Linked DNA regions of Homo sapiens: regions 2, 3 and 4 are each linked to region 1. The links are chromatin loops, found by intact Hi-C in ENCODE. Cell type or tissue: PC-9. All regions are shown on one strand.

Evidence for each region. A loop is a pair of places that touch in the nucleus more often than their neighbours do. Peaks named below come from ENCODE experiments on the same cell type or tissue, not always from the same donor. Only the 100,000 strongest peaks of a DNase experiment are listed, where the experiment ranks them.
Region 2: a loop joins it to region 1, with 12 times the contacts of the local background. A loop is called at or near these places in 3 of 110 quality-filtered maps.
Region 3: it touches region 1 in a loop (9-fold over the local background); 25 of 110 quality-filtered maps call a loop at or near these places.
Region 4: it touches region 1 in a loop (8-fold over the local background); 45 of 110 quality-filtered maps call a loop at or near these places.

What each region holds. Positions count from the first base shown.
Region 1 is chr7:16,128,812-16,131,311 of GRCh38, forward strand. All of the region lies in intron 9 of CRPPA (CDP-L-ribitol pyrophosphorylase A), which reads right to left. Among named protein-coding and RNA genes, the nearest start is that of CRPPA-AS1, 80 kb to the right of the region's middle. In PC-9, no CTCF peak of the experiment used is centred here; DNase peaks (open chromatin) are centred at 780 and 1,170; H3K4me3 peaks cover 1,631 bases; H3K27ac peaks cover 2,500 bases.
Region 2 is chr7:16,345,457-16,347,956 of GRCh38, forward strand. All of the region lies in intron 3 of CRPPA (CDP-L-ribitol pyrophosphorylase A), which reads right to left. Among named protein-coding and RNA genes, the nearest start is that of CRPPA, 75 kb to the right of the region's middle. In PC-9, no CTCF peak of the experiment used is centred here; DNase peaks (open chromatin) are centred at 1,285, 1,795 and 2,185; H3K4me3 peaks cover 653 bases; H3K27ac peaks cover 2,500 bases.
Region 3 is chr7:16,415,803-16,418,302 of GRCh38, forward strand. The region is part of intron 1 of CRPPA (CDP-L-ribitol pyrophosphorylase A); the gene reads right to left. Among named protein-coding and RNA genes, the nearest start is that of CRPPA, 4.5 kb to the right of the region's middle. In PC-9, no CTCF peak of the experiment used is centred here; a DNase peak (open chromatin) is centred at 1,259; H3K27ac peaks cover 2,367 bases.
Region 4 is chr7:16,563,621-16,566,120 of GRCh38, forward strand. All of the region lies in intron 5 of LRRC72 (leucine rich repeat containing 72), which reads left to right. Among named protein-coding and RNA genes, the nearest start is that of LRRC72, 38 kb to the left of the region's middle. In PC-9, CTCF peaks have their summits at 1,430 (motif pointing left) and 1,631; a DNase peak (open chromatin) is centred at 1,451.

The DNA.
Region 1 (2,500 bases):
GAAAGCAAAGTTACTAGGGCTAAGGTATAAAATGAGTAGAAGAAAAGAAAGAAGAATATAATAACAGAAGCAAATGATCCCAATAACAGAAAATTATTTTTACTTCATGATTAAATGCATAATATATAAATTATTTCAGTCTTACAGTTCTGTTCCAAACAAGAAATGTTGGTATGTATTGCTTCAAGTATTGTAGCTAAATCCTAAGAGTAAAAGCATATGAGCGAAAGATTCAAAATTTCAGTAATCCATCCAATTTTAATTAGTATTATCACACCCACTATTTTCAGGGGAAAATGACATTGATTTCTCTTGCCACATCACACATCATGCTCTCCCTTTCTCTCATCTAACCTAATTAGCTCATTTTCAGTCCTTTGAATTTAACATGTCCTCATGTATGTTGCCTCCTCTCTTGAATGCTCTCTTCTACCTTCAGATCTCTGCTTGGATACAAAAGTTGCTATTCATTCTGTTCCTCTGCCTCAGCAAAGTCTTTCATCTCCTGCCTAGGTCAAATCAATCCTCATTATATCTCTCCTTTTTAGCACATCTGTGTCCCAATTTTTTGTGTTTGGATGGAAAATTTGGTATTCATTCCATTCCTCCTCCTCAAGAAAGTCTTTGATCTCCTGCGTTGGTCAAATCCATCCATCTTAGGCTCTCATTGTCTCTCTCCTTTTTAGCACGTCTTTGTCCCAATTTTATGTGTTAGTGATTCTCTTCTTGCCTGAAGCTTTATGCCACAATACCAGATATCATGTTACATCATCTGTTTTTGCTCAGAATTCCATCCTGAATATGTGTCATGTTACTGAAACCTGAGGAGCTGCTCAGTACATATTTTATTGTCAAGGAGAGGGGAGCTAAGCAAGATTTGTACAGATTTTGAATAAGTAAAAGTATAAGGAATAGAACCTCGGTTTCTGGAACTATTTGTTGCTGAGTTTCTGCAAGTGTTTCAGGATGCAACTTTTTTGTCTTTTCCTTTAATGTTTTCAATTCATCTCCCTTCCTCCCACCTTTTCCTTTCCTCATTGGTATCCAATTATAATGACCAGAAAAGACATTTCTATTTATGGGTTCCAACCCTTCTGACACATAAACATTCCAACTCACAGGATTCATTCTTTCCTGGTTGGTGCCCTAGCTTCACAAGAATGAGGAAGCACACAAATAAATAACTATCGAATTTTTTAAAAACTTGTTCCCATTCTACCTGGGATCATCTCAGATTCCATCCATAGCATGCCTATCACACCCCTCAAGAAAATCCATTGTCCTGACCAAACTCTTGATAGGAGTTATGTGTAAACAATAACACTAGGATGTTAAAAAGAGTACACATTTTATAATTTTTTGTTAATGGGAATAGATGACATTCTGCTTTTTAAAGCAAGACTTCATAATTTGTTTCTTTAATCATACAATACTGGATATTTTCCAGGCAGGAAGAAGTAAGCAAAAGTGAGAACAAAGAGTATCTCTAAATAAAGTCTCCAGAAAATCTTTAGTTATATCACAGAAGCCACGTCAAGCTACAAGGCTGGCTGGGAAATGCTATTCCAAATAAAAACTGAGTTTCTATAGTGAAGAAAAAGAGAATAACCCAGCAGACTGTGTCTTGAGTTTTATTTAATTCTTAAAACAGAATTAAACAATAAAAGGAAAAATTTCATTCCTCTGTTCTATACTATCCATTCCTAAATTGAGGAATGGATTTCCAAAGGGCAAGAGTCAACTCTGTAACACTGACTCCACCCCTCCTTCTGTCAAATTGCAGGATTTGGAAGGCTTCCTGGAATGTTCTCTTTTCCTTTTGTACACTAAGTAGTACATTTATTTATGGCAAGTAATGAGTAATTAGTGTCTATATCCTATTTTTAAAATTAGGTCCAGATGAATATCACTTGGAAAGTATTCCTAGAAGTTTGGGCTTTAAAGATGATGAAGTTTCCTTCTGTAGACTGAATATCTGTGTCCCCCAAAATTCCTGTGTTGAAGCTTCATGCTCAGTGAGATGGTTTTTGGAGGTAAGGCCTTTGGGGGGTGATTAGGTCATAAGGACAGAGCCATCATTACTGGGATTAGTGCCCTTATACAAGTGACCCCAGCAAGTTCCCACACCCTTCCACCATGTGAGGACACACTGAGAAGATGACCATGTATGAACCAGGAGGCAGGCCCTCACCAGACACAGGGTCTGCCAGTACCTTCACCTTGAACTTGCCAGTTTCTACAACTGTGAAAAAACAAATTTATGTTGTTTCTAAAACCACCAAGTCTATTGTACTGTTATAGCAGCCTAAACAGACTAAAAGAAAATTGGCATCACAAAGTGGGGGCTGCTGTAACAAAACCAAAAAAAGTGGAAGAGACTTTGAAACTGGATAATGGGTAGAGACTGAGTTTTGAGGTGCATACAAGAAAAAGCATACATTGCCATGAACAGACCATTAGAGGCAATTTTAGAAGGAAAAGAGGAAAGCTATAGAGAAAG
Region 2 (2,500 bases), 220 kb after region 1:
TCATATAAATGTACTTTTGGTTGAACCCTTTTATTGCCCTGATTTATATGACAACTATAGAGAGCAATAATATAAATATTAAAAGGTAAACAGTGTATAAATATGCAATATATGTGACAACACAGCACACAGGAAAGAGAACACAGTATTGCTGAATCTTATATTGTTTAATGAAAAAATGAACTTTTATGCTAAAAATTTTCAGTTAAAAAATATGTAGGATATACAGACATACTGGAGGCTATACTTGACCCTCAAGCTGTTAGTTTGGCAACTCTGCTAAAATGTCACTCTCAGTCCTTTAGAGTTTTTGAAGAGGTACAATTATCTTTTTATACATGGAAATTGACTCTATAAAAGTATAGAAATCTGCTGCTACAACTAGAACATTTGTTCAGGTTTTATCCTCCAGAGTCCAAATGATTTCCTTTAATTCTTTGCCTCATTAAGTTATAAAAGCTTTTGTTTACTCATTGCTGAATTCACTTATAAAAACATTATTTCTCAAAGTCTCGTTGTAGACGTAAGTGTTCTAAGGTGTTATTTAGTAAACGCCTGTAATAAACTGATACACCAAAATCAGACACACTGGAAAAGATAATTTTATCTCAAATATAAAACTGTTTTCATAATTTCTCCAAATGTTTCCTTCTTATAAGAACAAAATAATTACTGAGTGGCTATTATGTGCCAGGTGCCATTGCTCAGCCCTGAGGATGACACAGTGAACAAGATAAAGTCCCTGCCTTTGTGGACTGCATATTTAAAAAGGATAAAGGTAACAGACAAGTAAAAACAAACTAGATAATTACAAATAGAAATAAGTACTATGACGGAAGTAAAAGAATATTAGAAAAGAAATAAGAGGAATAACAACAAAGGCTCCATAAGAAGTTTATATTTAAGCTGTGATCTAAAGGGTTGAAATTAAGCCAGAGGATAAGGAAAAGAGCTGTGTCAGTTGAGAAAAAGATGCGGTCAGTCAGGCTTGTAATGTGCTAAAACCACAAGAATGTTACAGGTTCAGCACCCATTCTGTTCATGCAAGAAAGTTCATAGCAAGAGAAAAAAAAATGATAAGAAAAGCTAAGATAATTAGCAGAGGCAATAGCTAGTGTTTGTTGACTACTGCAGCAGGCTGAATTATTTGTCATAATTTTTTTATTTCTCTGTGGTAGAATAATGTACTCACACCCTTGTCTTGTCTCATAGATGTGAAGTATACCAGCTTACTGTACTAATGTTTGGCTTTGTCACAAGGCTTACTTGGCCCAAAGGAATGTGAATGGAAGTGGCAGTGTGCACATTCCATGCCTAGTCCTCATGAAAAACCACATATGTTGAATTAATCTCTTGCACCTCCACTACTATAAAAACCTCACCAACGTAGCTACCTCCCTTTCAGCATAGGATCCAGGAGAAACAGTCCTGTGTATAACCCTCAGTAAAGGGCCAAGCACAGCCAGATCTGCAGCTATAAGCAAAGCCACCCAGTCAACTCCACCCTAGATCAACAAACACCAAGTCAACCCACAGACAAGTGATTAAGAATTACTGTTTTATGCCATGGAGTTTTGAGAATATTTGTCCATAATAACTAATAAATACTTCCAATATCAGGCATAATACTAGATGCTTTACATAGGTTAGCTCATCCAAACTTTCCACCAAACTCATAAGGTAGATATGACTTTCAGCCCCATTTATCAGACAAGGAAACTAAGATTGACACCTTAAATAGACTCCTGACAGTTATATAACAAGCAGGAAAACCAAAAAGCCCAACCAGTCTAGTTTCAGAGTTCTATGACTCTATTACTGTGATATTCCCCTTTTTCCTAAGTGACTAAAGTCTTATTGCATTATCAAAACATTAGTATCAGTAAGTATATCTTTGTCCTATTTCAAGTCTACCACTTACAGAGTGAATAAAAAATAAACCAAGGACTTGTGTTATCAGTTGTTCCTGCCTCAGTCAAGATCCACTTTACCCAGGTGCAAACTGAATAGAGTTCTACCATGTTTTGATGCCACTTTAAATAATGCCACTATTTTATCGTTCAGAAAATATAGTCAAGAAGCAGTCAGGGATAGGAGAATTAGCAATATGGCAGAACAGGAGGCTCCAGATTCCCCCTTCACCCATAGACCCAGTGAATAGACATCTACTCACAGATGAATTCCCTTACATAAAGTCAGACATTAGTCAAGTCTCCTACCCAATAAGGCAACTGAGAAAACATCCACACTGGATGGGCAGAAAAAGCTGAGGCACACTCAGGCACAGATTCTTCCATAGGCACTGTACCATAAAATTGAAAGAATTCCCAGCACCCAGCTTCTCCCTGTGGAAAAGAGGGTTTGAACCACATATAGCACCCTAACCTAAGTTTCCTTATGGCTAGGCTCTTAATTCACCAATGCAGGGAGTGAAGAGGATTAAAGACTCTCCAGACCACAGGAAAAAAAATGGTGGTTTTCTACAGGCACAAAAGCACTT
Region 3 (2,500 bases), 290 kb after region 1:
GAAGTAGTGGAAACAAATGTATGTGTAAGTGGCAGTCTTTAACTAGAGGCAAGACTAGCCATGTTTCCTTACATTTCCCTATCCCAATTTAGGAATTTGGGGCCAAAGTTCAGAAGTTTCTACCTTCTCTTTTGCAGTCCCCAATTAGTTCAAAATTCCAAAAGACAAATCAACCCATAAGAGTTATTTTCAATGGTAGTTTGAATTTCTTAGGTGAGATATTAAAAAATTACAACTTCTCAACCCTCTATTAGTGAGATAGCAAAAGTTTGGGCAAAGAATATCCTTACTTATGAGGGGCAAATAAAATGAATTTTGAAGTCAAATTCAGGGCATCAATTTCAAACTATACTATAAGGCTACAGTAACCCAAACAGCACAGTATTGGTACACAATAGACACAGACCAATGGAACAGAACAGAGAACCCAGAAATAAAGTTGCCAAAAATAAGCAATTTTTGGGAAAAGGACTCCCTATTCCATAAATGTTGGTAGGATAGCTGGCTAGCCATATCCAGAGGAATAAAACTGGACCCCTACCTCTCACCATACACAAAAATTAACTCAAGATAGATTAAAGATTTAAATGGAAGACCTCCAACTATAAGAATCGTAGAAGAAAACCTAGTAAACACCATTCTGGGCATCAGCCTTGGGAAAGAATTTCTGACTAAGTCCTCAAAAGCAATTCCAACAAAAACAAAAATTGACAACTGAGAGAAAATTAAACTAAACAGCTTCTGCACAGCAGCCAGGTGTGGTCACTCACACTTGTAATGCCAGCACTCTGGGAGGCCGACGCAGGTGGATCACCTGAGCGCAGGAGCTCAAGACCAGCCTGCCCAACATGGCAAAACCCCATTTCTACAAACAAATACAAAAAAAAAAATTATCTGGGCATGGTGGCACGTGACTGTAGTCCCAGCTACTTGAGGGCCTGAAGTGGGAGGATCGCTTGAGCCCAGGAGGTTGAGGCTGCAGTGAGCTGAAATCCTGCCACTGCACTCCAGCCTGGGTAGCACAGTGAGACCCTATCTCCAAAAAAACAATAGAGCTTCTGCACAGCAATTGAAACTATCAGAGTAAACAGTTTTTGCACTCTCAAGCAAAGGCCTAATATCCAGAATCTATAAGGAACTGTAAACAACTGAACCAGCAAAAAACAAATACCCACATTAAAAATGCACAAATGACATGAACAAACACTTCTCAAAAGACAACATCCAAGTATCCAACAAACAAACGTTCCACATCACTAGTCAGAAATGCAAATCAAAACCACAATCAGATACCATCTCACACCAGTCATGATGACTATTATGAAAAAGCCAAAAAAAAACAGATGCTAGCAAGGCTGCAGAGAAAAGGGGAACACTTATACACTGTTACTGGGAAAGTCAATTAGTTCAATCACTGTGGAAAGAAGTTTGGAGATTTCTCAAAGAACTTAAAACAGAACTACCATTCAACCCAGCAATCTCATTAGTGGGTATATATCCAAAAGAAAACAAATGCTTCTACCAAAAAGATGCATGCACCATGTTCATCACAGTGCTATTCACAATAGCAAACACAGGGAATCAACCTAGGTGCCCATCAATGGTGGATTGGATAAAGAAAATATGGTACGTATACACTATGGAATACTATGTAGCCATAAAAAGAACAAAATCAAGTCCTTTGCAGCAACATGATTGCAGCTGGAGGCCATTATTCTAAGCAAATTAACAGAGGAACAGAAAACCAATTACCACAAGTTCTCCTAAGACGGAGCTAAACAATGGGTACTCATGGACATAAAGATGTCAACAACAGACACTGGGGATCACTAGAGGGAGGAGGGAGGGGGCAAAGGTTGAAAAACTATTCAGTACTACACTCATTACATGGGTGATGGGATCAATCATACCCTAAACTTCAGCATCACACAATATACCCAGGTAACAAATCTACACACACATTCCCTCTGAATCTAAAATAGAAGTTGAAGTTATAAAAAAAAAAATCAAATTTGGGGTATCACATACAGCCCTTGAAAAACAAGAAATGACATTCTCTTAGAATAACCTAAATGATTGACAGTGGTGACACCCATTATTTTTCTTATTTGGGACAATGAGAACTGTGCTTTCTCTTTAATAAGCAAAAAGCATGCGTAATTTCTCAACAGAGCAAAAAAGTAGTCTTATAAGGCATTTTATACTTCCATGTCCTTTTCCTTATTTGAATTTGTATAAATTATCTTTTTTAATGAAGTGACTTAAGACTTTTGGCCCCATACCCTAAGAAAACTATCAACAGTCTGTAGGGCTGATCTTTTACAGAAGGAAGTAAGGGCTTTCACTTGGCAAATGGCCAAGCAGCACCCACACACTGCTATAAAGCAAGCTTTCTAAGGACTTCCTAGGATATACCCAAAATATAATCATGTTCCATAAGCTCTTCAGACATAATAGTGATAAAAATGAGCCATGAAGTATTTCAGAATGAAAATTTTGA
Region 4 (2,500 bases), 430 kb after region 1:
TAATTTATGTTGATTTTAGCAGCATCAATCCAAAACTCATAAATCCAAAATGTTAAATGTTTAATAGTATAGAAGGAAAAAATAGAGTTAAAAATATGATTGCTTCTTCTAAAATTTAAGAGATAGGAAACAGTGAATAATAATGATGAAATGCCTGTCAAGTTATTTAACTCAATTTTTAAAGTTAATTTAAGCAGAGGATGGGCTAACAGTTCAGTTTTCTGATTTCGTGTCATTCAGTTTTTACTTTAGGATGAGATGAATGGTCAACCACAAGTCCATAGAGTTTTTAGTATCAATATGTTGCTAATAAGTAATGTAACAGTAGTAAATCCAAGTTTGGTGTTTTATTCAGCTGAAGCTAGTTTTTAAATTTCCATATAGAAGTTACTTAACCAAGGATTAGCAGAAAAACCCAAGAAATGAAATGAAATGGATAGTAATGTCCTCAGAGGGGAAAGAGAAGACGAAGGGTACACCTAGAGAAAACGTCATTGAAAGATGTTGGTATATTTTCCATTAACGTCATATGTAAAGGCAGACTCTACTTCCAGATGCTATAATGTATAACAGGGTTATGAGGTGTCAGATGTGATTCCCCAAGACAGTAACCACAAAGCAGACTTCTGTACTAAAGCATCTGTGACTTTTTCTTCCTTCTGAGTTCTCATTAGAAACAATTGTGTTTTGCTTTTATATCCTTGAAGAGGGTCCTTTTCTTTACTTTCTCTGGCTCGAACTACAATTCATGATCCCAATGGCTCTTTTATTAGTGGTTTAATATACATCTGTTCTATTCCCTGTCCTGCAGTTATAATTATTTGTTACCACTTTAAAATCCTTCTCTTTCAAGAATAAAATTCAGACCATTTTCTGTCATTTAAGAAATCTTGAAAAAAAAAAAGTTTTATTTTTCTTCTCATTTTCTCCATTACTTACATATTTCCTTTCTTTTAAATTTCTTTGTGGCTCCTGGCTCTACATTTTCCTGTATGCCTTTCCTCACTCCTGTAACTTTTGTTTATTATGTACCAGGTGTCTTCCATTGCCTGCTTTATGTCCCTCTAAAGCTCGCGTTTTCCACAGGGAATAGCTATATATAACGCTTTTATTAGCCAGAAAAAGTTGTGTTTATACAACAAATATCAGAATGCTTTATTACTACAGAGAAAACATCCAGATGATTGATTTTTTTTTTTTAGTTTTTATCTAGCTTGTTATCTTTTAAGCATGCACCTACCCCAATCTTCTTTATGTTACAAACTGCTCTTTAGAAATATTAATCAGTTTTTTCCGAGTTTCTAATGCTTACTATTTTCATGCCTTTATCAAACCTGTATTTTATGAATAGTCTACAACAGTACTCTTAAATTTCACATGTACATTAAGTGAGCTTCATTTTATTGAGTGAAGGAGTTGTGCGGTAGCTGGAGCTCTTTCTACTACTGCCATCTAGTGGTTCTCCTTATTAGGTGTATTTTCAGAAGAATTTCCTAGAAATTGCATGTAGGTAGGTGGAATCCGAATAACTAAAGATTACTGGCCAGGTGCGGTGGCTGATGCCTGTATTTTGGGAGGCCAAGGTGGGCGGATCACGAGGTCAGCAGTTCGAGACCAGCCTTGCCAACATGGCGAAACTCCGTCTCTACTAAAAATACAAAAATTAGCCAAGCGTGGTGGCAGGCGCCTGTAATCCCAGCTACTCAGGAGGCTGAATCAGGACAATTGCTTGAACCCGGGAGGCAGAGGTTGCAGTGAGCAAGATCATGCCATTGCGCTCCAGCCTGGCAACAAGAACAAGACTCTGTCAAAAAAAAAAAAAAATGCCCAACTGAAAATCATTAAAGTTTTATTTCACATTGTATTGAAAAAATATGTTTATTATCATCTAGGATGAATAGGGAAAATATCTTTTTTTAAAAATAAAGCCCTCACAACTTCTAGTTGAGGATGTTTAAAAACATAACTATGTGCTGATTCCCAAGGGATATGATGTCAAAAGTGCCAGGGCTGCTTCTGCATCCACATGCCCCCTTCTTCCAACCACTGCATTAGGAAGTGCGGTTTATCACACATCCTAGCACCTGCACACCAGGATCTCAGAACTGCACGTGCCTGGCCAGAGGTAGACAAGATGCAAGAGCCACTTCTGCTCAGCTCTGGTCCTGCTGAGATCTGAAGCTACTATTGACACATTCTGAACTATGAGCAATGGTGTGGAGGAAGTAAGTTCTATTAGAGCCGGGTGTTGTGTCTCTGCCTATCTTCACACATGCACCCTTGTGAACTTGGAGACTGAAAGAAGAGTACCAAGTGATATTTTAATAAAAAGTAGCCTCAAGACTCCAATAGAGCTGATATCTAGTTCTTCATTTACTAACTTATTTATGGACATGTTAAAAATTTCCCTCATTTGTTGCAGACTTGGGTCAATGATTTGATCATAGCCCTTAGCACAGTTCCTAGTGGATAGTAAGCACTTGGTAAATATTTGTTGAAT